Linked DNA regions of Homo sapiens: region 2 is linked to region 1. Evidence: read pairs that join two places in POLR2A ChIA-PET (ENCODE). Cell type or tissue: OCI-LY7. All regions are shown on one strand. Each heading gives the region's core, and the rest is flanking DNA. Links, peaks and the distances in the headings are about the cores only.

Evidence for each region. Peaks named below come from ENCODE experiments on the same cell type or tissue, not always from the same donor. Only the 100,000 strongest peaks of a DNase experiment are listed, where the experiment ranks them.
Region 2: POLR2A ChIA-PET joins it to region 1 with 6 read pairs; 2 of 35 experiments call an interaction of 5 or more read pairs at or near these places.

Annotation. Positions count from the first base shown.
Region 1 is chr3:108,235,338-108,250,977 of GRCh38, reverse strand. No RefSeq gene overlaps it. Among named protein-coding and RNA genes, the nearest start is that of IFT57, 21 kb to the right of the region's middle. In OCI-LY7, for the core only: no CTCF peak of the experiment used is centred there; no DNase peak of the experiment used is centred there.
Region 2 is chr3:108,334,804-108,350,443 of GRCh38, reverse strand. All of the region lies in intron 2 of HHLA2 (HHLA2 member of B7 family), which reads right to left. Among named protein-coding and RNA genes, the nearest start is that of HHLA2, 46 kb to the right of the region's middle. In OCI-LY7, for the core only: no CTCF peak of the experiment used is centred there; a DNase peak (open chromatin) is centred at 4,463.

The sequences.
Region 1 (15,640 bases), core at 3,725-11,724:
TTATTTATTTAGTTCCCACTCCTTGGTCCAAGTACTTAGAGGTTCCTCCTGTGGTTACATACTTGGTTCATCTGGGCCTGCTCAGGTTGATTGACCTAAGGGTCCATGGCAACTGAAAAACAACTTACAACATTGTTACATAAAAGTTGAACCAGACTGGTCTGGTGCAGCTACACATCCCTCCCTTTTTTATATCCATTCCTCAATCTTGAGGGAATACGAGCTATGACTACTTTAGCCACTTCCTGCTGATTAGCGGGGTAGACCTTGGTCAGAGGAATGAAATTGTTTAGTGCCCTGGTGTCAGAGTTACATTTCAGATGTTGTTTTTATCTGGTTATAGGTAAAGGCATAAAGAGTTAACAACATTACCAGTTCCAGAGAACAAACAGAACCCCAGGTCTTATAGCAAAAGTTTCCACCCAGGTTCCAAATCAAGACTGTCTACGCAAATGTAGTGTTGAAACTTGAAACTGACTTAGTTCTGATTGGTCAATATAGCTGAGCCCTGATTAGCCAACTCGGGTGAGCTTTAATTGACTGGTTCAGGTGAATCCTGAAAGCCTCAAAGTTAAATGCTGCAGGCTTTCCTGGAACTCAGGGCATGTATGTCACCCCTACTCAACAAATGGCTGCTTTGCTCTATTTTAAATGGAGTCCCAGTTAGCCACTCAGGATCCATCTTGAAGAACTGGCGTAAATCTGTTGGTGGACCACATTGCATTGTACGACAGTGCAGAAGTAGTTGGCTACCTGCTTCAGGTCCATCTGGTCCCTTTCAGGGATCCTAGAGGCAGGGCAGTGGCCAATTGAACAACTAGACCCACTTACTTTTGAGAGGCACTAAGCTACCTATTAAATTTGAGCCAAAGTCTCTTGGGTTGTTCTGATTTCCAGCTGGAGTGAATTTAAAGTCTCAAAGATTGCATGAGCAAGATCCCGGTGGGGGTCTCTTACAGACATCTGTTAAAACAGGCTAGAACAATTTTAAAGAGGAGCTAAATGCTTAGCTCAAATATAAGGGGAATCATTAAGACTTGCAGGGTGAAACACAGAAGAAATCCTATACTAGGAGAAATCCTCTGAAAATATCTCGACATTGGAAATTGTACCCACCAGGTTCAGCTAGGAGGCTCCCTGAAGGTGTCCCTTTCAGAGATTTGGCTCGCTGTAGGCCTTAGGTGTTCCCAGTTAAACCTGACTGGAAATATTTACCCAGGTACAGCAGCAAGTGTTAGCAACAGCACAAACACCACCCTGTGCAGTGAGGTGATAGTCGATAGCAATGTGGTTGTCTAAGGAACTCTGCTGTGTCCTGATGGCTTGGGTGGTGAAGTGGGCAACCCTATTAACAGTGTGGGAAACGTTTCTGACCATGTATCTGTTGCAAACACAACCTAGTACAAACCAGGACCCCAGAAGCCTTCCTAATCTAGCTCCTTCACTAGAGTTAACCTCTCTGGGTAAATCACATCCTTGAAAGTGGCCCCAATTATAATCTGCAGGGTTATCATTGGTGTTGGATTGTGCCCCAAAACTCTCACGCAGCTCTTGGAGAGTAGGGTGGGTAGCATTGGTGAGGTCAACTGAATAGATAGGAACTTGGGTAAGAGCTATTTCTATGGCCAAATCTCCTGGTGAGGATAACTTATTACTTCCCCCTTTTTGGGAGAAGAAAATGTGGGCCTAGCAGTTTTCCAAGAATGTTCGCGTGGGTGAAGGAAAACTAAACAAAGGGTCTCCTTCTTTTAGCTATGGCATGCTGAATGCTGCACAGATATTCACCAATAGGGCTTTATTATTCCACTGGTCCACTGGTCTGTTTCTTCAGTCCAGAGGACTGGGGGTGGTAAGCACAATGGAGATGTCAATAAATAGGCCACATTTTGCAACATTTGAATAATTTGCCCTGTAAAATAAGTTTCTCAGTCACTATGAAGCTCTCAACAATTATACCAGGTTGGTGTAATTTTTCCAATAGGGTCTTAGTTGCTGCCATGGATGTGGCTTGTTGATACTGGCCTTTTACTTTTGGCTAAAGGACATGCCCTGGTAAGAGCATGCAGTTCTGCTTGTTGGGCAGAGTGGGCATGAGGAAAGTTAAATAAAGTGGTCAGATTAAGCAAGTTACATTGGAGGCTGGTAAGGCAAAGTGAGGATAGAAAGAAATCCCTGTAGTTTTCTTGAAAGCTTGTGATGTAAATTGAGGAGTGCCTCAACAGAGCATAGAACGTAGACAGTCAGGGGTGGCCCCATAACTATCTTTGTGGCTTTTACAAAGGAAGGGACAGCATCAACTGCTTTGAGACAAGGAGACCCTAGTATCCTGAGTCTAGCTTGTCCCCAGTTCTGAAATCTAATTAGAGAGTTGGTCAGATTTAAAAAGGGGAAATCCCTTGAATGTCCCTAGAGCATTCCTAGCCTGGATTGAGGGAAGAGGGCTGGGGGAGTTCATCAGGAATTAGTTAAAACCAAATATTAGGGGAACTGAGAAGAATTCAGGATCTAGTCCAGTCTACAGGCAGATAACAAGGACTTGAAGACAATGCACAGGGTTACAATCTAGTAACAAGTATACTTTTGCTTTCCTTAGAAACATAACTGTTTCTCTCCACATTGATCATATAGGAAATCTCAGATTTAGGACCTCTTGCAACTGGAAATCCAAACCAAGGCAAGCTTTAGATTTTACTTACCGTCTTAAGGTTCTTGGGCCTGCTAGGAAGTGACAGTTTTCATTCACTCACTGTAAAGCTGGGAACTCTTGAAACCAGGCATTTCATGTACATTTTAAAATGTGACATTTCAGTCCAAACTTTAGTAATATAACCAATGTTTCCAATAGTATCCTGCTTATAAAGAGAGATTTTTTTTTTTTTACTGGATTTACTAAATAAAAATAAGACCCACAATTTTGTAGGAGTCAAGAAATCAGGTAGAGGAAAAAAAAATGCTTCCACCATTGTTCACAAAGGATACTTTATCCAATTATTGCAAACTATAGAGAGGTTATGACAAAAAATTTCCTTGAATCTAGAAAATAAAACATTTAAGTCATAAAACATTATCCTTATCAATTACTTAATTTCATGTCATTAATTTTGTTTTGCTCAATCTTATTTGGCAATTTTGGACTACAGCCAATTGCAAATGCTTCCAGAGAAGAATTTAAAACAATAAACTGTGGTTGACAAAAACCTAGAACAGACATATTCAGAGATCTGATGAGAATTTACAATTGACAAGGAAATTTACATATTTCTTTGGCATGCAACCATCCAATACCATAATCATAATTATGACATGTATCTTGGCATATCAGTATTTTAGGAATCTCATACAATTTCACACCTCTTAATAACACACTTACATAAATATAACTTGAAGTTAAGCATCATTCCTTATTTGACAGCACTTTGCATATTATTTACCAAATAAGTCTAATCATTTAAAACCTCCACAAGGTGAGAAATATACTCTTTGATGCTCTCCAGGGGGCCCACCTGGAAAAATCTCAAAGTTAATTTTAGGCTAAGAGGCTTGAATTCAGATTTGGATCCTGGAAAATCTGCCAAAGATGTAAAAAATTAATAAATAAATAAAATCAAAGTACTTCCTTCAACAGAATCATATGTTGCTCCTACATAATAGTTACTCATTGAACCAGAGTGACAATCAAAAGACTTCTATAGCAATACAGGAAATTACATGGATGTAAAAACCTTAACCCTTTCAAAGCTCAGTTTTCCTAAACAATCTTTGCTTTTTAGGCCAGTAACCTTGAGCAGGGGAATACATTTAGTAATAGCATAGAAGTTCTGGTTACAGGAAACAGTTCAGACACATTAAGAAAAGACTAATACAAAATCAAGTTATACTGGAGTAAAACATTGCTTTTCTAAGACCTTCAAGATAAACCTGAAACCAGGGAAAATAGACAGTTCTCAGGAAGGAATGTGACAGAAATAGAAACTAATTCATAATTCAGAGAAAGGCTGTTAAAGAAACAGATTTCAGAATTAAAAATCAAAACCTCTCCCAATCTTATTAAGAACAAACCAATATTTTAAGAAACCCCTGTTTTAATATAGGAGGGCCAAAATTTTAAGTTCTGTATCAGTGTGTTTTAACATCAAAGTTCATTGTTTAGTAAGACTGTTAAAAATAATTATTTTACTTATAGCCAATTTAATCAAACCTGAAATTTCTTTCAGAAACTTTCTTTTTATAAACCTTATCATTACTTACTCACATGGTCAACAACATACTTGGACTTTCTGCCTTGCCTTATACTTTATCTTTCTTCAGTAATGAGTCGTTTCACACTAGGACAAAGATTTACTACATATGATTCTTCCTCATACAAACTATACATCTTCACATTTATAACTTTCTTCACGTCTCTCTCTCTCCTATTTGCTGGCTCCCTTCTATCTTGTTTCTAATTTCTTCCTAAATCCATATTTTAGACCTCCCTTTAAATAACTTCCAAATAAGACAAAATTACTCTTTTTCTCAATAAAGAACACATTTTATGTCTTTCTCATAATTTTTTCTTATTAATAACATCTTACTTTTGGCATACCTCATATATAGAATCACAAATTAGTTAGAATTTTTTTAAACTCTCAGTACTCCTAAATTTTATTTAAAACACAGTAAGCACAAAAACTTCCATTGTCTGTAATATATTAGTATTTTATACACAAAAACCATTTTATGATTTTTAGAAAAACATGTTTTCCTTTAGCATAATTTTTACACATATTTATAGACCCAAACATATTTAGTCTTTGTATTAGTTTGTTCTCACTCTGCTAATAAAGACATACTTGAGACTGGGTAATTTATAAAGGAAAGAGATTTAATTGACTCAAGTTCAGCATGGCTGGAGAGGCCTCAGGAAACTTACAAGCATGGCAGAAGGGGAAGCAAATGCATCCTTATTCACATGGTGGCAGCAGGAGAAGTGCTGCGCAAAAGTTGGGGAAGCCCCTTATAAAACCATCAGATCTCATGAGAACTCACTCACTATTAAGAGAATAGCATGAAGGTAACCAACCCCATGGTTCAATTACCTCCCACCAGGTCCCTCCCACAACACATGGGGATTATGGGAACTACAATTCAATATGAGATTTGGGTGAGGACACAGCCAAACCATATCATTCTGCCCCTGCCCCCTCCCAAATCTCATGTCCTCATGTTACAAAACATAATCATGCCCTTCCAACAGTACCCCAAAGTCTTAATTCATTTTAGCATTAACCCAAGAGTCTAAGTCCAAAGTCTCATCTGGGACAACACAAGTCCCTTCTGCCTATGAGCCTGTAAAATCAAAAGCAAGTTAGTTACCTCCTAGATACAATGGGGGTATAGGCATTGGGTAAATACACCCATTCCAAATGGGAGAAATTAGCCAAAACAAAGAGGCTACAGGCCCTAGGTAAGTCCAAAATCCAGCTGGGCAGTCATTAAACCTTAAAGTTCCAAAATGATCTCCTTTGATAGCATTACATCCAGGGCACACTGATACAAGAGGTGGGCTCCCACAGCCTTGGGCAGTTCCGCCTCTGTGGCTTTGCATGGGGTAGCCCCCGCTCCCAGCTGCTTTCATAGGCTGGTATTGAGTGTCTGCAGCTTTTCCAGGCATACAGTTCCAGCTGTCGGTGGATCTACCATTCTGGGGTCTGCAGGACAGTCGCTCTCTTCTGATAGCTCCACTAGGCAGTACCCCAGTGGGGACTCTGTATGGGGGCTCCAATCCCACTTTTCCCTTTTGCACTGCCCTAGAAGAGGATCTGTGTGAGGGCCCTGCCCCTGCAGCAAACTTCTGCCTGGACATCGAGGCATTTCCATACATCCTCTGAAATCTAGGCAGAGGTTCCCAAACTTCAATTCTTGACTTCTGTGCACTTGCAGGCTCAACACCACATGGAAGCTGCCAAGGCTTGGGGTTTGCACCCTCTGAAGCTACAGCCTGAACTCTACCTTGGCCCATTATAGCCATGGCTGGAGCAGCTGGGATGCAGGGCACCAAGTCTCTAGGCTGCACACAGCAAGGGGCCCTGGGCCTGGGCCAGGAAACCATTTTTTCCTTCTAGGCTTCTGGGCCTGTGATGGGAGGGACTGTGTCAAAGGCCTCTGACATGCCCTGGAGACATTTTCCCCATTGCCTTGGTAATTAACATTCAGCTCCTTGTTAGTTATGCAAATTTCCACAGCAGGCTTGAATTTCTCCCCAGAAAATGGGGTTTTCTTTTCTATTGCATCATCAGGCTGCAAATTTTCCAAACGTTTATGCTCTGCTTCCTCTTGAATGCTTTGCTGCTTAGAAATTTCTTCCACCAGATACTGTAAATCATCTCTCTCAAGTTCAAAGTTCCAAACATCTCTAGGGCAGGGGTAAAATGCCACCAGTCTCTTTGCTAAAACATAGCAAGAGTCACCTTTATTCCAGTTCCCAACGAGTTCCTCATCTCCATCTAAGACCACCTTAGGCTAGATTTCATTTTTTGGTCAAAGCCATTCAACAAGTCTCTAGGAAGTTCCAAACTTCCCCACATCTTCCTGTCTTTTGAATTCTTCAAGTCTATAGGAAGTTTCAAACTTTCCCACATTTTCCTATCTTCTTCTGAGCCCTCCAAACTGTTTCAATCTCTGCCTATTATCCAGTTCCAAAATCACTTCCACATTTTTGGGTATCTTTACAGCAGTACCCTACTCTACCAGTACCAATTTACTGTATTAGCCTATTTTCATGCTGCTAATAAAGACATACCTGAGACTGGATAATTTATAAAGGAAAGAGATTTAATTGACTCACAGTTCAGCATGGCTAGGAAGGCCTCAGGAAACTTACAATCATGGCAGAATGGGAAGCAAACACATCCTTCTTCACATGGCAGCAGCAAGGAGAAGTGCCAAGCAAAAGCAGGGAAAGCCCCTTATAAAACCATCAGATCTCATAAGAACTCACTCACTATCACAAGAACAGTATGCCCCCATGATTCAATCACCTCACACTGAGTCCCTTCTGTGACATGTGGGGATTATTGGAACTACTCAAGATGAGATTTGGGTGGGGACACAGTCAAATCATATCAGTCTATCAAATATAAGAAGCCAATCAGCAATTTGTTCTGGTTTTTGTCTAATTTGGAACTGAGCCATAGATTCAACGAGTATCTATTATTTAATTTAGGATTTCAAATTACATAAAAAATTTATTTATAGATATTTATCCCATTTACCTTTACCTAATTTATTTGTTTTTAGCAGTTTACCTAGATTACTTATGAGAACTGACACATTAGACAAAGCTAGTCATCATTACAAATTATCTGTTAATTACCTTATATAACTGCGTATCAGGTAGGTGTCATGAAAGTAAGAACCTTAAAGTTAAATTTCAAAAGACAAACATCCCCATCAAACCAACAGTTTTATTAAGACTTAAGAATAGTCTTATTCTCTAAATGATGACTCAGGCATGTGAACTTGAAAAGCATTGGCTTTTATTTGCTTAGTTTAGAAGTACTCATTTTTTTATATGCCAATTTGGTACCATAGACAAATACAGTTGGAGCTGTACGTACCACCAGATGTAAATAATGATCTTGTAGCATTAATTTTTAAAAACTTTAACCATGGGTTGGTACAACTCCCTACTTTAAAGGACAGTTAGATTCAAACTGTGTCTCTGTCAGACTAGAAATTTTAGCTGAAATTCATCTATCCCACATGGCTGAAGCCCTTCATCAAATTTTAGAGAGAACAAGGTAGCAAAGTAAAGAGGCAGAGCAGCAGGAAGGGGAGGCTAATGGAAGAAGTTTAGCTCTAGTGTCAGAAAGCCCATGAGTCTCTTTCCCACAGCAATTGTTACCCAGGGTTCCTAGATTGTAGAGGAGCCCCTGACCCTCAGGGTCTCATTATTTCTGGTTACTATCAGCAAACTGTGACATCTGCTGGGCTGATTGATGGGAAGCTTCTTTTCCTCCCTCTTCTATCTCCCAGAGACAGTTAGAATACTCCTGTTTCTAATTGCCCTCTAGTTTACAATATGCACATTGTTGTGGCCTCAAGGGTGGATAACCCTTTTGGCTAGGCAGTGGGGACCTTAGGGGGTCTTACCCATGGCTCTTTGTCTTTTCCTTGTGTGCTGGCTGGTTGCAGTTAAGAACTGTGGTAAGCAGCATAGCTTGTTTTCTCATCTCGAGTTGTTTTTGCCCTTCTTGGACTTGGTCATAGCTGTTAAATGCCTTAAAAGCAATCTTGACCAATTAACATATCAGCATTCCCAATTACCCTTCTACTTTTTGTAGTTTACTTGTATGACTTGTGCTGCTAGAGTCCTTTTACAATGTTTCTCATTTCCTAGGATACCTATTCAGGGTCTAGTGCAAGCCACCAGAGGCTTAGAGGCAGGATTGGTGGTGACACAGATCCCACAACTCTTGGCCCACTCTGGGTTCAACTATTTTTTTTTTTGAAACAGAGTCTCGCTCTGTCGCCTAGGCTGGAGTGCAATGGCACCATCTTGGCTCACTGTAACCTCCACCTCCCGGTTTTAAGCAATTCTCCTGCCTCAGCCTCCCTAGTAGCTGAGATTACAGGCACCCACCACCATGCCCAGCTAATTTTTGTATTTTTAGTAGAGACGGGGTTTCGCCCTGTTGGCCAGGCTGGTCTTGAACTCCTGACCTCAGGTGATCCATCCAACTCGGCCTCCCAAAGTGCTAGGATTACAGGCATGAGCCACCACACCTGGCCTTTTTTTTTTGTTTTTGTTCTTTTTTTGCATCAAATGCCAGAGCTCCAGTTTCTGGTGGGTGATCCAGGTTATGGCAAACAGGGCGCTAGGGAGACCAAGCCCTTCCGCCTCCTATGAAAGCCTGTCTCTCGACAAAACTAATTCCTAAAACTAGTCCCACAGTCAGCTATCTAGCTCCAGATTGCCCTTATCAGGACAGGAATGTCTCTGAATCCCCCAGATCACAAAGCAGCCAGGGACAGAAACACAATCAGAGATGTGCTATGCTTGGTCCAGAGAATTACCTTTCTAGTCAGCCCACAGGGCAAAGTTCACTTACTGCCCCAAAGGAATGTCAAACAAAAGGTCCCAGCGATCCATCAGGGTAGGTCCAAGCGACAATCCAGTGGGCAGGACACCAAGCTGGAGGTCGGTGGGAATGGCACCCAACCCCTCTCAGGCAACGTAAGTCAGTTAGTCCAGGCAAGCTGCCTCTGCCTACTGTTTCATTCGTAAGGAGCCTTAAAGGACTTTGGGATCAGGACCTGAGTCCCAATTCCATCTGGGTCACCAGAATTTTGTTACCTACATAGTGGGTTGGTTTGGACACTTAGCAGGTATCAACCAATGACCACAATGAAGGAAGGTTTAGCAAGGGGATTTTATGACTTGTAATAAGTAAGGAGAACACTGGTGATAATTCTCAAAGCAATGTTCCCCCAAGCTGGGGGCTGGGTCAGGTTTTATAAGCATGGGATAATGAGCTGTGACCTGATGGGATCTTGCAATGAGGTGATGCCAGGACGCATGATCTGACTGGATCCTGCCATGGAATGATGCCAGAGCTCTATCTGATTGGATCCTAGATCTTGTCATGCAATGTCAGCTTCTGAATTCAGTTCCCACTCTTTACGCACTTAGGCTTCCCCTGTGGTTGCACACTTGGTTCATCTGGGCATATGACCTAAGGTTATGTGACCTAAGAGTTCATGGCAACTGAAAAAACAATTTACAACTTTGTTAGATAAAAGTTGAAGCAGATTGGTCTGGTGCAACTACAAGCAGATATTGACAGAATATGTATATGATAAAAATGATCTAATAAATTTTCCTTATTTTTACAATAGTATATGATGATAGAGACTTTGGAAAATTAAAAAAGAAAAACATAATGCAATAATCATAATAAAATAACTTCTTAAAAATCTGATTTTTGTATGCATATATTTTTAGAACATGTTGTTTAACAATTTTCGGATCTACTTTTGTATTACATAAGTATTTTTCCATGTCATATCTTAAAACACCTTTTTCAATGTTGCCTAAATTAGCACCCATATATACTGTTAAGTATTAACTATGGACCACTGGACACATTAGATGATTCCAATTTTTTTCTATTATAGAAACTAATTAAAAATTCTATTTACATAAAACCTTGTCTGAGTTGACTATTGATATAGAAATGTTTGTATAGAGGGAGTATCAAAAAAGACAATATACTCTAAAATTCTTGATTTGCCTAGCAAATCCTTTACAAAAGGATGAAGCAAGGTTTTTAAGAAGCTGCTTTTTGGGGAGAAAGCATTTGTTCCTCTTGAATTAATTTCACTCTAACCAACATAAATTAATGTTTTTTGAAGTAGAAGTAATAGAAACTTTGGGAGAAAGTGAAAACACCTCACAATCTATTATAAGCAAAGAAAAGAATGTCAAGCACATTGTGAAAAATGTGCCAGATATAAGAAAGGTTTATTTCAAAACATTAAGAACATTGAAATGCCAGATAATCTATTATTGTGAAAGGCAGTTCCGTCCTGATGGGAGACTCAAACTAAACTCTGGCACCTGAATCACTTAGCAGGTAAAAGAGGAAAGAAAAAAGAGAAACATGTAAACAAATTCAACAACTCAGATTATAGTTTCAGGGAACAGGATATAACAAAAAACAATAAAGATTTGCATTAGGAAGTTGAAACTAGGTTTGCAGAAAAAGACAGCAGTAAAGACAGAATAGACTTTACTGCTTGAAAAATATTTTTAAAAAGTCATCAAGTGAAAGAAAGTAGAACTGTTTAATTTTGATTTTATTTTCTCTTCATAAAGGAGAAAAATCTTTACTGTAAGGTAGAATGGTATGAATAGGAAGTCAAAGCCCAGGATGAATGGAATGAAGTGAAAACTATGGGAGCAAAATTCACATTGCAAAATGTCACAGGGAAGTGTAGTTAATCTGACAAGCAGTAGCTTGTTAAATAGAAATAAGGTGGCTCTGAATTCTTATCCATAGCAACAAGATGCAAGCTAGGAGCAGTGACTTTCCTTGGAGGATAACTCCTAGCTGCATTTCAGAGTCAATGGCGGAAATTTAAAACATACAGACGTACAGCCTCCATCCAAACACCTACGTCAGAAGGCCCATGGTGGAGGATGGGCATCTGCATAGCAGCACAACTGCTGTTTGATGAACCAGTTTTCAATGGACCAGGATCATTTATACCACGTGTTTGAGAAGACTCCCATCAAATGGTAAATTTCGTCCCTAAAAGGATTAATTAATTAATTCTCAATTAATGACATGGGCTTCATAGCTAGAAACTACCAAGGACAAATAGGTATCACAAAATACATGTATTTCTGAATATACATTGAATGTTTGTATTCTCTTAAGACTTGGGTAAATTCAGTAAGTTTCTCAAACTAAACAAAAATCTTTATTTTTGCAGTCTTAATTGATGTCAGACATAGCTGCCCTGCTTCCCCTCTCTCCATAATTCTTAGAATTGGCCCCTAGTTGGGATATAGCTACCCAACCAGATGCTTTCTGGAGTCATAATACTTTTCAATATTATTTTAAGCTTTCAACCCAGTAGAATTTATGCTAAAGCAACGTAGAAGAGCTATTATCTCCCATCTCCACATATATATTCTCTCTTTGATCAGGCCTGCCAGAAGTGAGATAGGAAGATCATGGAGATAGCAAGCCACTTGGCTCTATTCCAGTCTGACTACAAAAACAAGGGGAATACAAGAAAGATAAAGGTGTAATCCTACCAATCTTCAAGAATTACAGGACTAAATCCAATAATTAGATTCTGCACAATTGAAGGCCAACCTATTGCTTTATTAAATCAATTACAAAAAGTATAGATTGGTAGAAAATCTGTTTTTCTAATTGTAATACATCCTTGTTTTGTCTTTAAAATTGTGTAAATTTCTTAAATTACTGAATTATGCAAATTGTCACAGCAAAATCAACTTCATAAATAAATGATATCTATTGCGGCAAAGGACTAAAGTGAGAATTTTGTATTTACTGATAGGTCAAAGCTAAGTTGCCAATAAGGATTTCATTGTGATATAGCTTTGTCCTGAGTTTTAGCTAGTCCCTGAGCCAATTTATTTTAAATGGTGGATTTTCTTATTTTCCCAACTCATTTTAGTTTGGAAAAACTGGTTTCATTCTGATACCTCTGAGTTCTCCAAACAATATCACAAATTAGCTAGCTCTTCATGTATAAATCATATGGAGATTAAACAAACTCAAGGGTAATTTGATGCACAGCCATAAGATGTATTTTGCTTTAGTTTCATTCATTTCCCTTTGCTTCTTTTGTTACTTTGCATGTTATCCATCGTGCAGATAGAAATTAAATACTTTAATCTATAATTCAATATTTATTTACATTTTGGTAAGATTTTGAGAGAGAGATATGACTAGTAAAATGTGAAATAATTTTTCTGAACATCCTTCAGGACAAAGTGTTGTCATTCTTCCTAACTCTCCTACAGTTCTCTTACCGTGGTAAACACATGGCTCTTGATTGCACTGAGAACACCCTTACGAAGTCATAGCTTACCTATTCAAGGCCATTTAATTGCTTTTGGGTAAGAATTCAGTTCCCTAATTCCCAGTTCATAAAGGCCATTTCTGGAGGCAAGTTTAGGTTTTGTTATTTTGGAATTATATGTCAGATTGTTGTTGAAATGTTTATCAACCACCTCAGAAAAAGAAAGAATTCTGAAACAGCTCCCTATAATTTGTTATTTGGATAATTCCTGGATTTCATTAACCTGGATTTAATTTATAATAGATGAGAGATCAAAGAAATCCTAGCTCTTATGGTATGATTTGGTCCACATGAACTTTAGATTTTATTTTTCTACCTTATACACTATTATATATGTTAATTTTGTGTCCAAAGTAGATTTAAGAGAAGAACAGTCAATTGAGGGCCTATTAAGCACCTGTGTACCAGGTGCAGGGAAAGAAGGAAGACTGAAACAGAAGTAAATAGGCAATACAATACAATACAATACAATAGTATTGTATCTTCAATACAAGTTGAAGATGGTTATGATGAGTATAAATCCAGGAAGCTAGCAATGGCAGGAGAGCTGAGAAGCAACAAATCAAGCTGCAGGTTTTCTAAACCTTCCTTACAGGAAGACTGTTGGCTGGTTGTGCTGCCTTAAAAAAAAAAACTGCCACGAAATTATTTGGTACTCCTTCCATCAAAAGGTGAGTAGAGAGTGGCCAAGATGGTCAACTCGAAGCAGCTAATGTGTGTGCCTCTCACGGAGAGAAATGGAAGGGTGAGAAAATACAACACCTTCAACTGAAACATTCAGGTACTTGCACTGGGACTAATCAAGAAAACAATCTGACCTATGGAAAATGAAGAAAAGCAAGACAGGACCTGGGAGCAACATGGAGCCAGGGGAACTGCCTCTGCCCAGGCAGGCGTTGAGAAAATGTGCAACCCCAGGAAACCACACTTCTCCCATGGATCCTTGCAACCCTTGGATTAGGAGATCTTTTTGTGAGCCCACCCCACCAGGGCCTTCAGTCTGACACACAAAGCTATGTGGAGTCTTGGTGGAGCAGCTGCTCAAGCATGTGTGGAGACCCTGGAGCCTTAAATACTCAGACTTTCCAGCAAAAGTAGTTGCAGCTCTGGCAAAGTGGGAGGGTAGACCCCCGTACATACAGTGGAAAAGATTGAATCCAGAGGGCTGAGCAGTAACAGCCTGCAGGCTGTACTTCCATTGTGCCTCAGAAAATCAGACCCACTGTCTTGGAATTTCAGCCACCCACCAGTAGCAGTATTGCACCTCTGTGAGAAGGAGCTCCTGTGGGGAGAGGTGGGCCTCCATCATTGCTGTTTGGGTGCCTTAGCCATTCCAGCCTTCAGGCTTTGGAGAGTCTGAGCCGACTAGGGGTAGAAGGGATCCCCTTGCAAAGCACAGCTCCTCTACCAAAATGTGACCAGACGGCTGCTTTAAGTAGGTGTCTGATCCTATTCCTCCTCACAGGGTGGGACCTCCCAACTGGGGCCTCCAGCCAGCCCCACTGGTGTTCTCCAGCCAACAGAATGTTGAATTCTCCTTGGGACAGTGCTCCCAAATGGAAGGGTGGGCTGCTATCTTTGCTGTTTGGGAGACTTAGCTGTTTCAGCTTTTGGGCATTGCAGTGTCTGAGCAGACCAGGGGCGGAAGGGATCCCCCAGCACAGCACAGCTGCTGTATAAAAACATGGCCAGACTGCTTCTTTAAGCGAGTCCCCAATCCCATTCCTCTTCACTGTGTGGGACCTCCCAACCAGAGCCTCCTGCCACCCCTGTTGGTGTTCTCTGGCTGAAAGAGATTTGTAACCTCCCTGGGATAGAGCTCCCAGAGGGAGGAGCAGGCCACTATCTTTGCTGTTTGGACAACTTAGCCATTCCAGTCTTCAGGCTTCGAAGTGTCTAAGGTGACTGGGGGCTGAAGCAGAAATGTGAATCAAAACCACAATGAGATATCATCTCACACCAGTCAGAATGGCTATTATTAAAAAGTCAAAAAGTAACAGATGCTGGTGAGTTAGTGGAGCAAAGGGAACGCGTCTACCATAAAAACACAGGCACACAAATATTCATTACCGCACTATTCGCAATAGCGAAGACATGGGATCAACCTAAACGCCCTTCAAGGACAAATTAGATGAGAAAATGTGGTATATATACACCATGAAAAACTATGCAGCCATAAAAAAGAACAAGATCATGTCTTTTGTGGGAATATGGATGGAGCTGGAGGCCATCATCTTTAGCAAACTAAACAGGAACAGAAAACCAAATACTGCATGCTTTCACTTATAAGTGGGAGCTAGATTATAAGAACTTAAGAACACAAAGAAGGGGACAACAGGCACAGGGGTCTACTTGAGGTGGGAGGAGGGAGAGAAGCATAAATGATAACTATTGTGTTATCACAATAATACTTGGGTGATGAAATAATATATACAACAAACCTCCATGACATGTGTTTACCTATGTAACAAACCTTCACATGTACCTCCAAGCCTAAAATAAAAGTTTTTTTAAAAAGGTATTTTCGTTCCCTCCTCCTGAGACTGAGTAGGCTTATGACCAATACAATACAGTGGATGCTATCATAAATGATGTTCCTTTCTCACTGGAATGCTTAAACTTGAAGCCCTAAGAAGTCTCACTACCCTGAAGTAGGCAGAGATATTTTAATGCTAAGCTAAGGCAAATCAATTTTGTAAGTATCAGTTCCCTGATGGAGAAAACCTGGAACTGAAAAAAGAGACTGAATATTCTGAGGAGGTTGACTCTACAACCTTCCAGATCCTGTAAGATTGCAGAGGTAGCCCACCTTTCCTTAGTAAGAACTAGTACTTCTGGAGCATCTCCCAGCACAGCAGGAGTCTTGCCCATATAAGGCAACAGATGATGCCCTGGAAGGCTACCTCTATTACCTCTCCTTAGCTCCCAGGCTAATAACTAGGGTTAAATCCCAGTGTAACCCACCTGGGGATGTGCTGGGCCTTATAAAGAAGGAAAGAGACTTTATACCTAAAGAATTATGTGAATGAGCGGGCAT
Region 2 (15,640 bases), core at 496-8,495, 100 kb before region 1:
AATTTAGAGTTTCATTTTTACATTTTAAAGACTATAAGAAAGTTATTGAAAACACGACCTTAGGAAGAAGGCCTTTTAACAAAACTGTACATTTTCTATTATCTCTATAAAAATGGAAAAAGCAACAAAATATAGAAATACTTTTGCAATATGACAAAGTTATGAGTCCAATTGCTTTTATTTCTCTTAGAGCAATAACTAAGATAGTTGGTAAAGTCAAAACTGCTCCAAAATAGTATTAGTTATCAAAATTGAGACCTTTATATTTCTTCCTATGGAAGTATTTGCATGTATAATATATAAAAGGATATCACAATGATTATTTTGGAAGAGTAAGATTACAAGTAATCATTAAACTCATTTTTCTACTATGAAAATATGTAAACATGTAATAATACCTTTTGCCTCTATATGCCATTAAAAAAAACCTTGAAATTTAATTACTGTCTCTTTCCAAGCAAAAATTAACTCAAATTCACCTTGTTTAACGTAACCCTGAAACATTCCATGTCCATTGTCTTGCTAGAGGTTCATCTTCCCATTGCCTAGAATGACTCCAATATTTGCTACCTTCTCTTGAAACTGACATTCCCTGTTCTCATCTCTTTTCCAGCTGATGCTCTTACTTCATAATTGTTGTAACTGATTATGGCTACTCCCTCATCCTCCTATCACTGACTCAACCAACCCATTAACATCTAGGTGCACTCTTTTTGTCTCTCCTTCTGCTCTTATCCAAGGCCAAACCCTTCACTGTACTCTGCATCTCACACCTTTCTGTATTCAAGAAATTTGTCCCATAAAATGAGTTAGGGAGGATTCCCTCTTTTTCTATTGTTTGGAATCATTTCAGAAGGAATGGTACCAGCTCCTCTTTGTACCTCTGGTAGAATTTGGCTGTGAATCCATCTGGTCCTGGACTTTTTTTGGTTGGTAGGCTATTAATTACTGCCTCAATTTCAGAACTTGTTATTGGTCTATTCAGGGATTTGACTTCTTCCTGGCTTAGACTTGGGAGGGTGTATGTGTCCAGGAATTTATCCATTTCTTCTAGATTTTCTAGTTTATTTGCGTAGAGGTGTTTATAGTATTATCTGATGGTAGTTTGTATTTCTGTGGGATCAGTGCTGATACCCTCTTTATCATTTTTTATTGTGTCTATTTGATTCTTCTCTCTTTTCTTCTTTATTAGTCTGGCTAGTGGTCTATCTATTTTGTTGATTTTTTTTTTTAAAAAAAACAGCTCTTGGATTCATTGATTTTTTGAAGGGTTTTTTGTTCCTCTACCTCCTTCAGTTCTTCTCTGATCTTAGTTATTTCATGTCTTCTGCTAGCTTTTGAATTTGTTTGCTGTTGCTTCTCTAGTTCTTTTAATTTTGACTTGGAACCAACCCAAATGTCCATCAATGATAGACTGTATAAAGAAAATGTGGCACATATACACCATGGAATACTATGCGGCCATAAAAAAGGATGAGTTCATGTCCTTTGCAGGGACATGGATGAAGCTGGAAACCATCATTCTCAGGAAACTATCACAAGATCAGAAAACCAAACGCTGCATGTTCTCACTCATAAGTGGGAGTGGAACATGGACACAGGGAGGGGAACATCACACACCGGGGCCTGTCAGGGGGTGGGGGGCTAGGGGAGGGATAACATTAGGATAAATACCTAATGTAGGTGACGGGTTGATGGGTGCAGCAAACCACCAGGGCACCTGTATACCTATGTAACAAAACTGCATGTTCTGCACATGTAACCCAGAATTTAAAGTATAATTAAAAAAAAAAAAGAAATTTGTCCCTGCAATCATATTTCCTTTCTACTACATCATCAGGATCTCTCTCTCTCTCCTGAATCAATTCTATAGGCATAAAAGCTCCAATCACCCATCTTAGAAACATGAGAAAAAACAAAAAATTCTCCCCTTACTCTTGATTATCTATTTCTCAGCTCCATTAATTTCTTGAAATAATTGTCTAAATAGCTGTCTTCATTTCCCACTTTAAAATGTCCTACCAACTCTCGGCTCTTTTCTGCATGACATGTCATAAACTGCCCTTGTCAGTATTACCAAGAACACCAAAAACAGTGATATTATTTGTCCTCATCTAACTCAACCTCGTAGCAGCATTTAATGTAATTGACTGTTACCTGCCTTTGTTAAGAGTCTTCTCTTGGTTTCTGGAACATCATACTCTCCTAGTTTTTCTTTCCTTACTGCTGTTCCTTCTAAGTCCTTTACTGGTTCTCTTCTGCTTGCCCTATTTATGTGGAAATATGGAATGTTACCAGGTTTTCTACTTTCTCTCTATTCTCTCCTTAGGCGAGTTCATCTCACACTCTGAATATAATCTGTACATCAAGGATTCTCAAACTTATCTACTGGATCAAGGTCATATGTTTAACTATTCTTCTGAACTGTTCATTTAGATTCCCTAAGTTAACATGAGCCATTTCCACCTCATTTCCTTTTCCATTTCTCTATGACCCACCCCAAACACAACAAAACAGCAGAAACTATCCTGTTCTTTCTCCAGTCTTCATCTCACCTAGTACCAAATTCTTCCAGTTGTTTGGGTCAGAAACTTAGAAATCAATCTTGACTCTTCCATTCTCTTATGCCCCATATCTAATCTATTAACCAATCTTTTTGTTGTTGTTAATGAATTAGATAAACTCCATTATTTGCCTACTCTCCAACTCTACCATTACCATCCTGCTCCAAAGCCACTATCCCTTCTTACCTGGATATCTACAAATACGCATTCGGCTGGTTACCCTTTTCCTACTGTTGTCTCCTTCCAATCCACTGTCAATACAGCAGTCAGGAGTCATATTTTTTAAAAAAAGAAGTCATTCTATAATATTCTCCTAATTAAATCCCTCCAGTGGCTTCCCACCACACCTAATGTAAGATCCAAATTCTTAACCCTAGCATCCCAAGCCTTTAATCCACCACTCCTGGTCCTGTCTGTCCCCCAATCCTTTCCCACAGCAGCCCACAAAATACATTCCTGGAGACTTGTGAACACAAGTGCTCCAATTCAAGGGTCAGCATGAGCATGAGCCAAAAATTGAGTCTCTGAGGACTATTTAATTCATGTTTTGAATAAAGTGAGAAATTACAGTAACCCATTTATCATCTAAGATAAAGTATTATGAATAAAAAAATGCCCAACCTCTTCTACACAAAGGCTTGATTTAGTGCTGTTGAAATAATTTCAGCATTCAGCTAAGTGAGGCAGTTAATGAGTATTTGGCCCTATTTTTATGCCTAGGTTTTATTTTTAGACACTTATTTTTTTCCCCAAAAGCAGCAGAAAGCTTCCACCTTAGATTATACTGAAGTTGCCCAAGTTGCAATCAGCACCCTTACAAAAGGGCCCAAATGTGAGAAGCATCTTGTTCTGGTACTTTTGGCTGGATTCCAGATGTGAGGGAGAAAGGCAGAGAGAGGCAGCCTCTGCAATAGAATATGGCAAAAAAGAAATCCATATGCTAAGACTAATCAGACAGAAGAGAAAATTGAGGCCATTTCTACAAGCATAAAATAGCGAAAACAGAACAGCTCCCCCATACCCATCTTAATAGCTCCAGACTAAATTGACCACAGCCATCAGTACTAATTGTGACATGATGATGCAAACATCACTTGCAGTTGGGACAGATTCTCTAGCCTGCACATTAGTAACGCTCAAAACCATTTCACAATGTATGTGTACTTCACAATATCATGTTGTACACGATAAAAACATATAATGTTATCTGTCAATATATTTTTTAAAAGACTAGTCCTGGCCTCATAACTGCTGGTCTCAATCTGACCAGAGCCACAAGAACAGGTCAATTCTCTTTTTTGAAACATAAGAATGTTTTGCATCACTCTCATCATTATGCCAGTTCATGAATGTTCTGCACTCCTTTGAGGAAAAGCAGCTTCTAGGTTGCTACATTCTCCTCTGCATTGTTTTTACTTTCTGTGCCTCACCACAGTGCTCATGACACCGAGCTAGTTTGTAAAAGACGTCTTAACAAAGGAAAACTCTTTGTAGCATCCTGGGGATGTTCCTTAGCATCCACTTAGATTTTAATAAGATTGACTGTTTAGACAGAAAAAGAACAAAAGAACAATTTCAGGATTACCCTCTCTTTACTCAAAATATCTCTCCTGATGTTTCACAGTGAAATCCCACCATTTAGGGGATTTGTACATGTACTGAAACTTTGATCTCTAGGGGTGCTGTCTTTGCCTTCGGTTCTGTTTTGGTGTGTTTTTATTTTTGATTTTGGAAATCAAGCTAAGATTATGTGCTAACGTTTTGGGGGAGGTGAGGAGGTGCAATTGCAGGGCAGGAAGAGTGAGGGAAAAGGGGAAGTGAAACAAGGAAGAATGGAAAACAGATACTAGGTGGTGCTTGCTTTGCCAGCCACAGATTCAGAATGGAAAATAGAGCCACCTGCTCAGTCACAAGGGACAATCTCTAGACATGCTCCACAGAACCACAGCAGCTCAAAACAATCCATCAGAGGAAGAGAGCAAAAAGGAATTTATCTATAAGTTGCCCCCCAGTGGTTAAAGTTTTCCCCATTGGCATTAGCTCCTATGCTCTTCCTGGTTGTGCCTATGGCCCCTTGGGAAAAGCACTACGAAAGCCAAATGCCATGCCTTACTGTGTGGCATTTTAACTGTATGATGCTTTGTGTTTGAGTCTGGAAACAGGTGAAAGGTGAAACCGCAGTCTGTGTGTTTCCTTGGGTCATGTCTGGATTCTGCAGCTGCTGCACTTCCCAAGGAGGAAGGCATAATAGAGGACATGTTGAAGTTGGCTTTCCCAGAGGAGACGGGTCAGCTGGTGACATTTGGAAATTGGGGCTGGTCTCTTTTTGTCTAACCAGTTGAGGGCCCAAGAGACAAGAGAAACCCAGAAAATTTAGGGAGGCTCGTAAATTGGGTCCAATAAAAGTAGTTATTTTAACAATACCACACATTTACTATCTGATATTCTGTGAATTTGCAGTTAATCACCTACAAAGATCCCCTTTTACTGCTTTTATCAATTTAGTTTTCACACATGTGTTGCTTAGCTGCTGCTACCTGCTCACATAACTTCAGCCTTCTTTGGAGGATTGTACTTGGATGATGGAAGCTGCAGTTCTCAGGTTATGTTGCTTTGCAACTCCCTGCCCCAGTGGTGGCTTCAAGGCAAGAAACATCCTGTAGCCCAGAGCTCCCTTGGGTTCAGGCTGAGCCTTCACCTGAAGCCACATTTTTTTCTTAGCATCTTTCTCTGTGTCATCCTCCTTCTCAATCTTCCTTACAGCTTTCATACAGTTAATGAGAACACTGCTCTCTTTACTTGCCCTCAATTCCCCATCTTGGGAGGGGTTGGTTCCCTGGAAGCAGAGCCCAGGATGAAGCACTTGAATAGGAATCCACATTACACAAGGTGGGGTAAAGTCCAGGGAACTACTCCTGCTTCCAGGGACCATTTTCCAGCTCAGCCTTCAATCACGAAATGTTTCTTCTTGTCAAATGGGTAGATAATATAATCCTCCTTAATAGCTCTCTATATCAGAAAGAATATAGCTAGACAGAGTGGGGTTTTGTTGTTGTTGTTGTTGTTTAGCAAGAATGCTGCAAAGCCAAGAAAACAGACAAAAGAAATTGCCAGGGTTAACACGGCAGACAGCAGGCATTTTGTCGAATACATCAAGGTAGTGAGCAATTGAACAAAACTCCATTAAATAAAGTTAGTGTTGAACATGTGCACATGTGAGGCCAAGGACTTCTTAGTCACCTTTTTCTCTGTAAAACATATTGCTAGATGCCCATGGCACACCAAGTGCTTCTGGAAAGCCAGTGCACTCTTTCTGTACACTTCTACCCCCTGCAGTTCAGTGGGTTATCATCAAATAATTTAACAAAATGTTATGTTAATTGATTAAATGGGAGGACAAGACCAAACCTGGTCTATCTTCAATGACTAATTGAATAAGATGAATGCTTTGGAAAAGCTAAATAAAAGCAAGTCACAACAAAGATGAAAAAAAATCAGTTATTGTATTAGGTGTGGGAGAGACAATGGCAAAAGATTCAAAGCCAATTGTAGAGCCTAGGAGGAACTGGACTTTTTTGTACATATTTGAATGCAAAGGTCTCTGGCCATTTTTAAGAAACAAAAACTGGAAATACTGAATAATGCATTATTGATTAAATTGTTCTATGGATACAGGAAAAAAAAAATCAAACAGTGGCACCATACTCAGGACAAGGCTTTGACTGTTTTTCCCAAAAGACTAGAAAATGAGTGGACTTTTATGTTTAGGTTTAAAACATTCAAAGTGTATAATTTGAATAACTTTTTCTTAGCTAGACTAACTAGTTTTTAACTAGACACATCTGATTATGTCAGATGTAAGGACTTCCACTGAAGTAATGAAAGCTCTACAATGATACAGTGAACTCTCAACACACATAATCTGGGACCAAGTTTCTGTAACATTGAGGAGGATCAACAGTCTGTGGGGTCAAAACATCTGGACTAACTGAATTACGAAGCTGGAAACTTCTTTTCCAATGTCAATTTAAGTTTATCACCTACTCCTGATATCAGAATTCCATCCTATGCTGGTTACAGCTGTTACATTTAAATACATCTATTGTGTGGTAAGTGATATATCCAGCAATCGTCATTCCCCAGTATGAGGTTAATCATTCCCACTCAATCCCTTTGTCATCTTTTCATATCCCAAAGTAAAGAACGCCTACTTGTATCTACATATCAAGGTGCTGGGGCGGGTGACCTGTAACTGAATATCAGAATCAAGGAATTGGTGTGAAGAATAGGCAAATCCAATCTTTATAAGACTTACTCCTACCTGCATAGACTGCTTAGAGCTTTTATTAAGTGATACTTTAAAATAGACTGCTTTCTATCAAGTACTTGCACCTATGTACATCTGAATTAGTGGCTATCAGTCCTCAGAATTTAAAGCGGTTGCTAACCTGACTAGCTGGTACACAAGAAAAGAAAATCTCCTGGCCTAGTTCTATGTATGCAGTTCAGTGAGTCATTTCCTAAGTACAGTGGTTATCATGCTGGCTTTGTACCAGTGAGTTTTTGGTGCTCAGAGTCAATTCTTCCAAATAACTTTGGTTTGTAAAGCTTCATTGCTTCAGAAGCCTTGTCTTCTACTCATAATCCATACGTAAGTTAGAGCCAGGAAAGGTTCAAGTTCTGAGAAACAAGAAAAAATAAAATGCCCTCCAACTTATCTTGACCTCCTAGGAAACAGGACTAGGTCATTCTTTGTATGGTACCCCACACTGTCATCCAGAAAGTTTTAACATCCTTGCTGCCATTAAAAATATATGATTTCAGCATCACCTACGGGTCACAAACTGTACAGGGATGAGTCAGTCCCTAATCTCAGAAAGCTCCATCTGGTACCAAAAGATAGGTGAATTACATAAACAAATCATAATACAGAGATGCAGGCAGGAAGAAGGGCTCCCACCAGGTGCTGTGGAAGGAAACAGGAAAGACGCTTGAGCTTGGAAGGGGCAGGGTGTTAAGGAAGACCTCTCAAAGCATTAGGTTTGAGGTACAAAGAGACACTGGCCTATAAGGAAGAGTAGAAGGTTATTCTGGACAGACAATAGAACAAAGATGCAGCAGCAAGAGAGAACATAAATCCTATGCGATTATAATAATACCCAGCAGTCCACATGGAAGAGAAAATGCTGGAAAGATGTCCCAGGGGTACAGCATGACCATTATTTTAAGCCATACTAGAAAGCTAATGATGAAGTCAGATTGTGTTTTAGAAAGATCACACCAGTGGGATTACAGTGGTTGAGTAAAAGGAGCCAGGCCAGGCGCAGTGGCTCATGCCTGTAATCCCAGCACTTTGGGAGGCAGAGGTGGGTGGATCATCTGAGGTCAGGAGTTCGAGGCCAGCCTGGTCAACATGGCGAAACCCTGTCTCTACTAAAAATACAAAAAATAAGCCAGGCATTGTGGTAGGCACCTGTAATCCCAGCTACTCAGGAGGCTGAGGCAGGAGAATCACTTGAACCTGGAAGTCGGAGGTTGCAGTAAGCTGAGAGCGCGCCGTTGCACTCCAGCCTGGGTGACGAGAGTAAAACTCCATCTCAAAAAAAAAAAAAAAAAAAAAGAGAGAAAGAAGAAAAAGGAGCCAGCCGATAAGCATCAACTAGCTAAATGTAATAGAATACCATTAAAAGAAGACTTTAGTAGGATATGATTAAATTTGGAAGGACACTGTGACAGACACCAGTACCATTTCCCTCCTTCCTTGCTAACAACTCCTCTGTCAAGCTGTGTTGCAGGACGCGACTGCCTCTATTGAAAAGAACTGACAAATTGTTCAGAAAGGTAAATGAGATGAGCATGTCCGGCTTGGGATGGAAGTGAGAGCCTCTAAATTGGATGCAAGAGCAGAACATGATGGCAAACCCCGTCCCTCTACTTTCAGAGCATTGATTTGATGTCTGGAGCTGGAGCTTCTATCTTACAGTTGTGAGGAAACAAGTAGGGGGATTAAGAAGTCACAGTAACAAGGATGACAGAGCAGATGGATGGAAAGAAGCTGGGTTTGTGATGACACTGTTGAGTCTCTGCTCCTGTCTGTGCTGAGTCCTCTACCTCTAGTCTTCCTGTTAATTAAGTAATACATTTAAACTACTGTGAGTTGGATTTTCAAATGTCTCCAAACATTTGAAAGTAACGCATAATGAAGATAATTAATTAAGAAAACTAAGGGATGAAGAGCTACTGACACAAGAACTGGGCTCTGTTTTTTTTTGTTTGTTTAAATAAATCAATGAAAAACAAATGTCTCCTTTCACAACAAAATGTTGAAAGAAGATGTGTTATATTTTAACAGAGTAATGTAAAATGTAAGAGACACACATTTGCTTAGTAATGGTAGCAAAAACACTTTTAATCTTGAAGCTAAAACAAACGTTAGTTATGAGCCATTAGAAGTTTGTAGTAAGTTTAATGTGCCTTATGGTTTTTATAGGAGTTTTCTGACAGAAAAACCACATTAACTTAAAAATTCCTATTTATTTTTATGTCAACATTAAAAGGAAAATACTATTAACTGAAGCATTATCTTGCAAATGTGGGAATTTTCTTTTATACAAGAAAAGAGTTTGAGGCTGGGCGTGGTGGCTCATCCCTGTAATCCCAGCATTTTGGGAGGCCGAGGCGGGCGGATTACCTGAGGTCAGCAGTTCGACACCAGCCTGGCCAACATGGTGAAACTCCTTCTCTACCAAAAATACAAAAATTAGCCAGGCGTGGTGGTGAGCACCTGTAATCTCAGCTACTCAGGAGCCTGAGGCACAAGAATTGCTTGAACCTGGGAGGCGGAGGTTGCAGTGAGCCAAGATTACACCCCTGCACTCCAGCCTGGGCAACGGAGCAAGACTCCATGAAAGAAAGAAAAGAAAGAAAGAAAGGAAGGAAGGAAGGAAGGAAGGAAGGAAGGAAGGAAGGAAAAAAAAAAAAAAAGAAAAGAGTTTGGCTATTTTACTCTCCAGGACCCCTGTTTCTTTCTTTCTTTCAAAGAAACAAAAAAAAAGAGTAAATCCTTGTTTTCAAGAGATCTTTAAAAATGAGGCTATAAGGTAATAAAATAACTTCAGATTGTATAGCTGGGACTTAAATATTTGTAGGAAAAATGAATTTGACATCTTATGACATAACTATTTGTATTTCAATGCCTTAACTTTATAAATTCAACACTAAAGACTAAAGAAGGGAGAGTATAAAAGCTTTAATTTGGTATATAGACTTTCAAATGCAGAGAACTTGAGTTTGATGCATTTGAACAGATGGGTATGTTGGTCTGTTTATATAAATCAAGCTGCCCAGATATACCAGGTAGGTCAACCTTTGTTTGGTTCTATTTGTTTCTATAACTAGAAATTCTCCAACGAAGTTTTCTGAGTTTAGTAAAGACTGGCAAATTTAGGCGAGAGAGGGAGCATGTGTAACCAATGCTGAGCGATTTATAGAATAAGAAGATTTCTTTAAGTGGGGCATCTTTACCCATGCCCCCATCTGCTCAGGCAGTGAGATCCAGGCCCAGCATGAGTCACTAGAGAATGAGTCTCCTTGCATTGGCTTCCAATCTCTTACTGTCTAAAGATCAGCTACCACCTTCTTTGAGAAATAGAAATTCTGTCATCTACACTTCTCCCTATTTAACCTATCTCTGGCAATTCCTCCTTGCCTCAATTCTCTCCCTTCCTATCTTTCCCTAAACCTTAGCCCTCCTTCTAATCCGCCTGGCCCTTCACAGATGGGCTCTTTCCCCAGGCTCCCACACACTGAGTAACATTCCTTGACCCTGTTGTCCTCTCTAGTTATGATCCTAATTCCCATCTACCTTTACCGTCCAAGTCTTATTTGGGGCCACATCTGTTGCCACTCCTCACTCCATGCTCACTATTCAAAGTCTTTTGAACCAGATTTTTCTTTCTTACCAATCCTGAAACTATTTTTGAAAGGCAAAAGTGACACACCTGACAAACCAAAGACATCTTTAAACCAAATGAGAGAGGTCCAGCCACTCTTCCCTGGCCAACAAATGGAGTGTTCTTTTGTACTTGTGGTAAGTTTGACAGGAGGAATTGTCAGATCAGAGGAGCAGACCACGTAAGTAAAAACAGATGGAAGAAAGAATCAATGAACAGTGTTTACTAGGAGATTTTACCTGCTAAAAGAAAAATCAATAATTTTCTCTTTTCTCTTGCGTTTTATTAACCCTTTTGGTAGTATTAATGCTAACCTTTCAGTATTACTAAACATATACTAATATATGCATTACATATATATATATGTGCTATATACTAATATAGCATATAGTAATACACCATAATTCTAGGCACAATCACATGAAGTATTATAATTTCCATTTTATAGATGAAGACATTGAGGTTCAGAGAGGTTAAGTAATTTGCTCAAGCTTGTAATTGACAAACAGCAAAGTCAAGACTAAATTAAGTTGGGCTTATGACTTTGAGGCCTTCTACTAACCACTCTACTGTGAAATCTCACAGGTCACAGCACCACCCCAGGGTGATTCCCCTGAGAACAAACTATGGAGAAGCTGATAGTTTATTTCATTGTAGATTTAATCTTTTTGTGAATCTTGACCTTTTTGTGAGTCTTATACCTGGTTCCAAAAAGTTATTTCCTCTCAGCAAGTGGTTGATAGTGATTGTAAAACTGTGTATGGTTTTATAGTCATAACTACTGTTAGACCTGTATCACATCAGAAGTTAGTGCAACAACTCCAAAATCATTTGTCTGCTTTCAGTTGCTCAGCTTTCCTGTGGCAAACAGGCATTCCATTAATTATTAACAGTAGCCTCTTTTACTTTCAAAAGTGTCCCAATTTGAATGATAAATTATATGATCAAGCTACTTATGTACCATTGCCATCTTAGTCTCCTGAAAACATTGATTTGAATATGTAATACATCTGCCCAAAAGGCAAAGAGCTCTTGCTAAGTGTGTAGGGGACATTTATGAATGCCCAGAAATCCTGCCTCCAGGACAACTCTCCCTCCCTGTTTTATCTCATTCTGGAGGGATTATTAACCACTGTTGATCACAATGGTCTGCTCCACCACTCCATCTAAGGATAGGCTAACTAATCCAGGTGTGAATAATCATGGCAACCTGTCCAAGGTGGGAGGGGGACATGTGATCCAAGAAGGGCCAGAGTACTACTTACTGCAAATTAAACAAGGGCTCTTTCTGCTAGGCTTGTGGAGAGAAAACATATATTTGGAACTGCTGGCAGCAATAATTCCTGCCACACAAAGAGAACTTCAACAGAAAGAAATCAATCAATGATGAGAAGCGAACAGGAAGGCTGAGGGTGAGTGCTTGATGGTAAACAGTCAAGTGCATAGGAGCACACATGAGTGCCCCCCAACAAGCATGTCCTCATAACTTGGTTCCCATGCTTCTTAATTCAATTCTACAAACTTCCCCAGTAACCTGCTATTCTATGTAATGCTAATAAAATCCCTCTGCTTAAGCTCATTTGAAATGTGTTTCTATAACTTGCACATAAAAGTGTACTGACACCTCATATCTCCTACAATTTCACCTTCAATAATATTCAAATATATGAAATATTTTAAAGTCCCAATATCCTACCTGGCAGAATGTCAAAGATATATATATATATCTTTGATATATAGATATCAAATCTATATATCTATGATATATGATACATAGATATCAAATTTAGATATCTATGATATATATTTCTATATATATAGACAGGTATCGCTACATATATACATATGTGTGTGTGCGTTTGTACATACACTTATATACATTTTATATTCAGTTCTGAGAAAAATACCTGGAGACAGTGGCTTATATTATTGGTGAGGCCATACACTGATAATTAAGTTCCTAGAAAGTAACTTGGTGATATTTTTCAAATGCCTTTAAAATTGCAAGACCTTTTGTATCATTTAAGGTGAGTTTAGTGACAAGCAACAAATAGGTTTAGGACATAAGCAAGAAGGAAATTAGAAGGACACTGGTAACTCCAGAACTCAAGGAAGAATGACCAAGCACCAAAAAGAGCAAAGGCCCAGACAATTCCAAGAAAGTCAACACAGGAACCCTGGACACTTCCTGGGTTCTGTCATACAGTGACTCAGTTCCAATCAAATTCCACCTGGATAGGTCTCTGTTCCACCTTATAAAGTTTCTGGGGAGGGTGAGCTTTCGTTATGTATTTCCACTCTTGGGAAAGTTGGCCATGACTAGGACATCCAGTGATTAAGGGAGGACATCAAGATATAAGCTGCTCAGTTAACTCATTGGTATATTTCTATTCATTCAACTTTGACGGTACAAACACATAGATTCCACATAGACAAAGATACCTCCACCTAACCCACCTAAATACTCTATGAACCATGGCAAGCTCACTCATCTTCACAGTGGCAAGCGACCAAAGTTACCCACAGCTGCTGCATCTGGGAGTTACAATATATTTCACAAGGCCACTGCTCATTAAGATCAGTGTTTCTCAAACTATAAGTAGCAAAGCGGCAGTAAACTTTTGTTTCTAATCTGTCATGGACAAATTCATTGGGAAAATGTAATAAAAATGAATTGCTAGAAAAATGAAATTAACATCAAATGCAAGCCTCAGTTTTTATTAGTATATACAATAGGCATAGAAATGTTAATGCTACCTTGACAGCATAATTTTAAATACTCTAGTTCTGCATTTCTCTCATCATGAACCAGTAATAAACAGTTCACACACCAGCATCAGTCTGCAGACCCCCCACTTTGAATAGTACTACTCTTGGAAATGCCATTTCCCCTCAAATCCGCTTCAACCTCTGGTCCAAAAGGCATAATTTACCACCACCAGCACACTGTGTGTAAAATATGGAGAGAAAATATTTTGCGCTAAGTCATGACACATCAAGCAAGGAAACAGATCTTTCTGCCATTTATCCCCAAGCCAGAACCCAGAACTGGTATTAGGTATTCTCTTTGATATTACCCATAATGTAATCTCCTTACCTTTGGCCGGCCCCTCATTTTTTTTTTTAATGGAATAACCTGAACCTTGGTTCTTGAGCTGTTCCAGTTCCTAGTGGTCTTGTGCATAGAAGGGCAATCATCTTTGATTAATCTTTCCCACTGAGCACATGAGGAAAAGTAAGGATCCACAGAGTTCCTTTCACATTCCTCTTAGATCTAGTTGTACAGCAGTATTGCATCTCCCCTTACTAGGCAAGGTCAGTCACCTCAGCCAACACAGTATCCCACTTTCTGCCATTTGTTGTCCCCTAGCAGGAAGAGCCCAAATTACCAGTTTTAGCTTCCAATTTAGAAGAATCACAGTATATATTACATGATGAAAGCATTCCTTAAGTACTAACAAGAGATGGGTCACCCTAAGAAGGACAGCAAGTAAAAATTTTGGGAATAGGTTAATTAGTTATCATTGTTAGACACATCAGTCCCTCCTCACTCCTTGGTTCCTAGATCCATGTCTTTTAATTGTGGGGAAAGTATTTCTTATTTCAAACACTAGTTCAGTGCCTAACCAGTGGTCTACAAAGTAGCTACATCATCAGATGGAAGAAGATCCCCTGTGAGATTGCGGTGCTGTCTTTAGTGACCATTGCACAATGTCATAAGGCTAACTACTTCATAAATAGGGAACATAAAACAGTGAATTACATTTTAATTAGTCCATTGCCTTTATTCTTTCTTTTTGATCAAATAACTCCCCTCATAGCCAATTTGGGTGGGATAACAAGATAGTGTATGAAGCATTTGGAAAGTTCATAATTGGTAGTACTGGCAGGGGCACAACAGGGAGGAAGTAGGAAAAGAGAATGCTGTTCCCTTCCATAATGAGAGCAACTAGATATAATACAACAAGGAGTTCACTGTGTTTACTAGGTATGATGCCATATCAGAGATGTGGGCTGGTCTCTAAGGTTGACAAATGGATCACTCAGCTACTGTATTAGCATGGTCTGCTTTGATGAGGGAAATACTGTGTGGTGGAGTCTGTACAAAGCCCCTATCACTACTTTTGTGGCTGCCTCAGTCATGTTCTATCTGGATGCTCATCAGAAAGTCCGAAGCAGCAGCTGTCAATCACATGAATACGCATTCATACCGTCAGGTCAGTTCAGCCTCCTTTTCATGCTTGCTCAACACACTCCTTAACTGTCTCATGTTCTGGATCCATTGAATGTTCCATGATTGCATCCTTTTTCTTAATTGTATAGTCAATCTTCTTCTATGTTCTTGACCAACATGCCCAAGAACTTGTTACAGAGCCTGACTTTAGGCCTCATCTTCATTCAGGTAAAGTTACAATGACATGTATTACCCAACATTCTACCTAATGGGAGGCTTTCCCTTCTCCATCGTCTTTTAGGGTTAGCCCTGTCAGAGACTCTAAAGCTGCAAAATCTACTTATAGTCAGTGGTAGTTGTTATCCTGAAAAGTCATCCTTTGTACTCAATAGCTTGTTAAAGGGACTCCCCATGAGGCCACAAGCACAGGTTGTGGATGAAACAGCAGTATGGTGGGCTCAGTGGGCATGTAAACAATCTGCTCATGCAACTCATTTATTCTTTAGGGGTTTGATGGAATGTGGCCAGGCACATTCAACTTTGTCCCTGTCTTTCTTGTGGATCCTGGATCCCTGATCATAGAATCTAAAACTCAAACATCTTCATGCACTGTATACTGACTCACTCAGATACATTTTCTGAAAAGAATAATTAATTACTTGCTAAAGGGAGCAAAGCCTTTCTCCAAGATCTAGAAACTTTTATTGCAATTCTATTAGGATTTGCCACAGGAATCATTCAGTATTCAGATCTGCCTTAGTCACTGCATTAATTTGCTCCAATGAGGGGACAACATATGGAACAGCAGTTGCAGTGAGAATCACCACCTGATTAAGTCATGATATGCTGGACAGCTTTTCTGGCACCAGCTCCATCTTTTCCATGACTCAAGCTCCTGATGGGCAGATCTGCCATTCCAGCTTCCATAAGGTGACCTCACCCCTGGGATC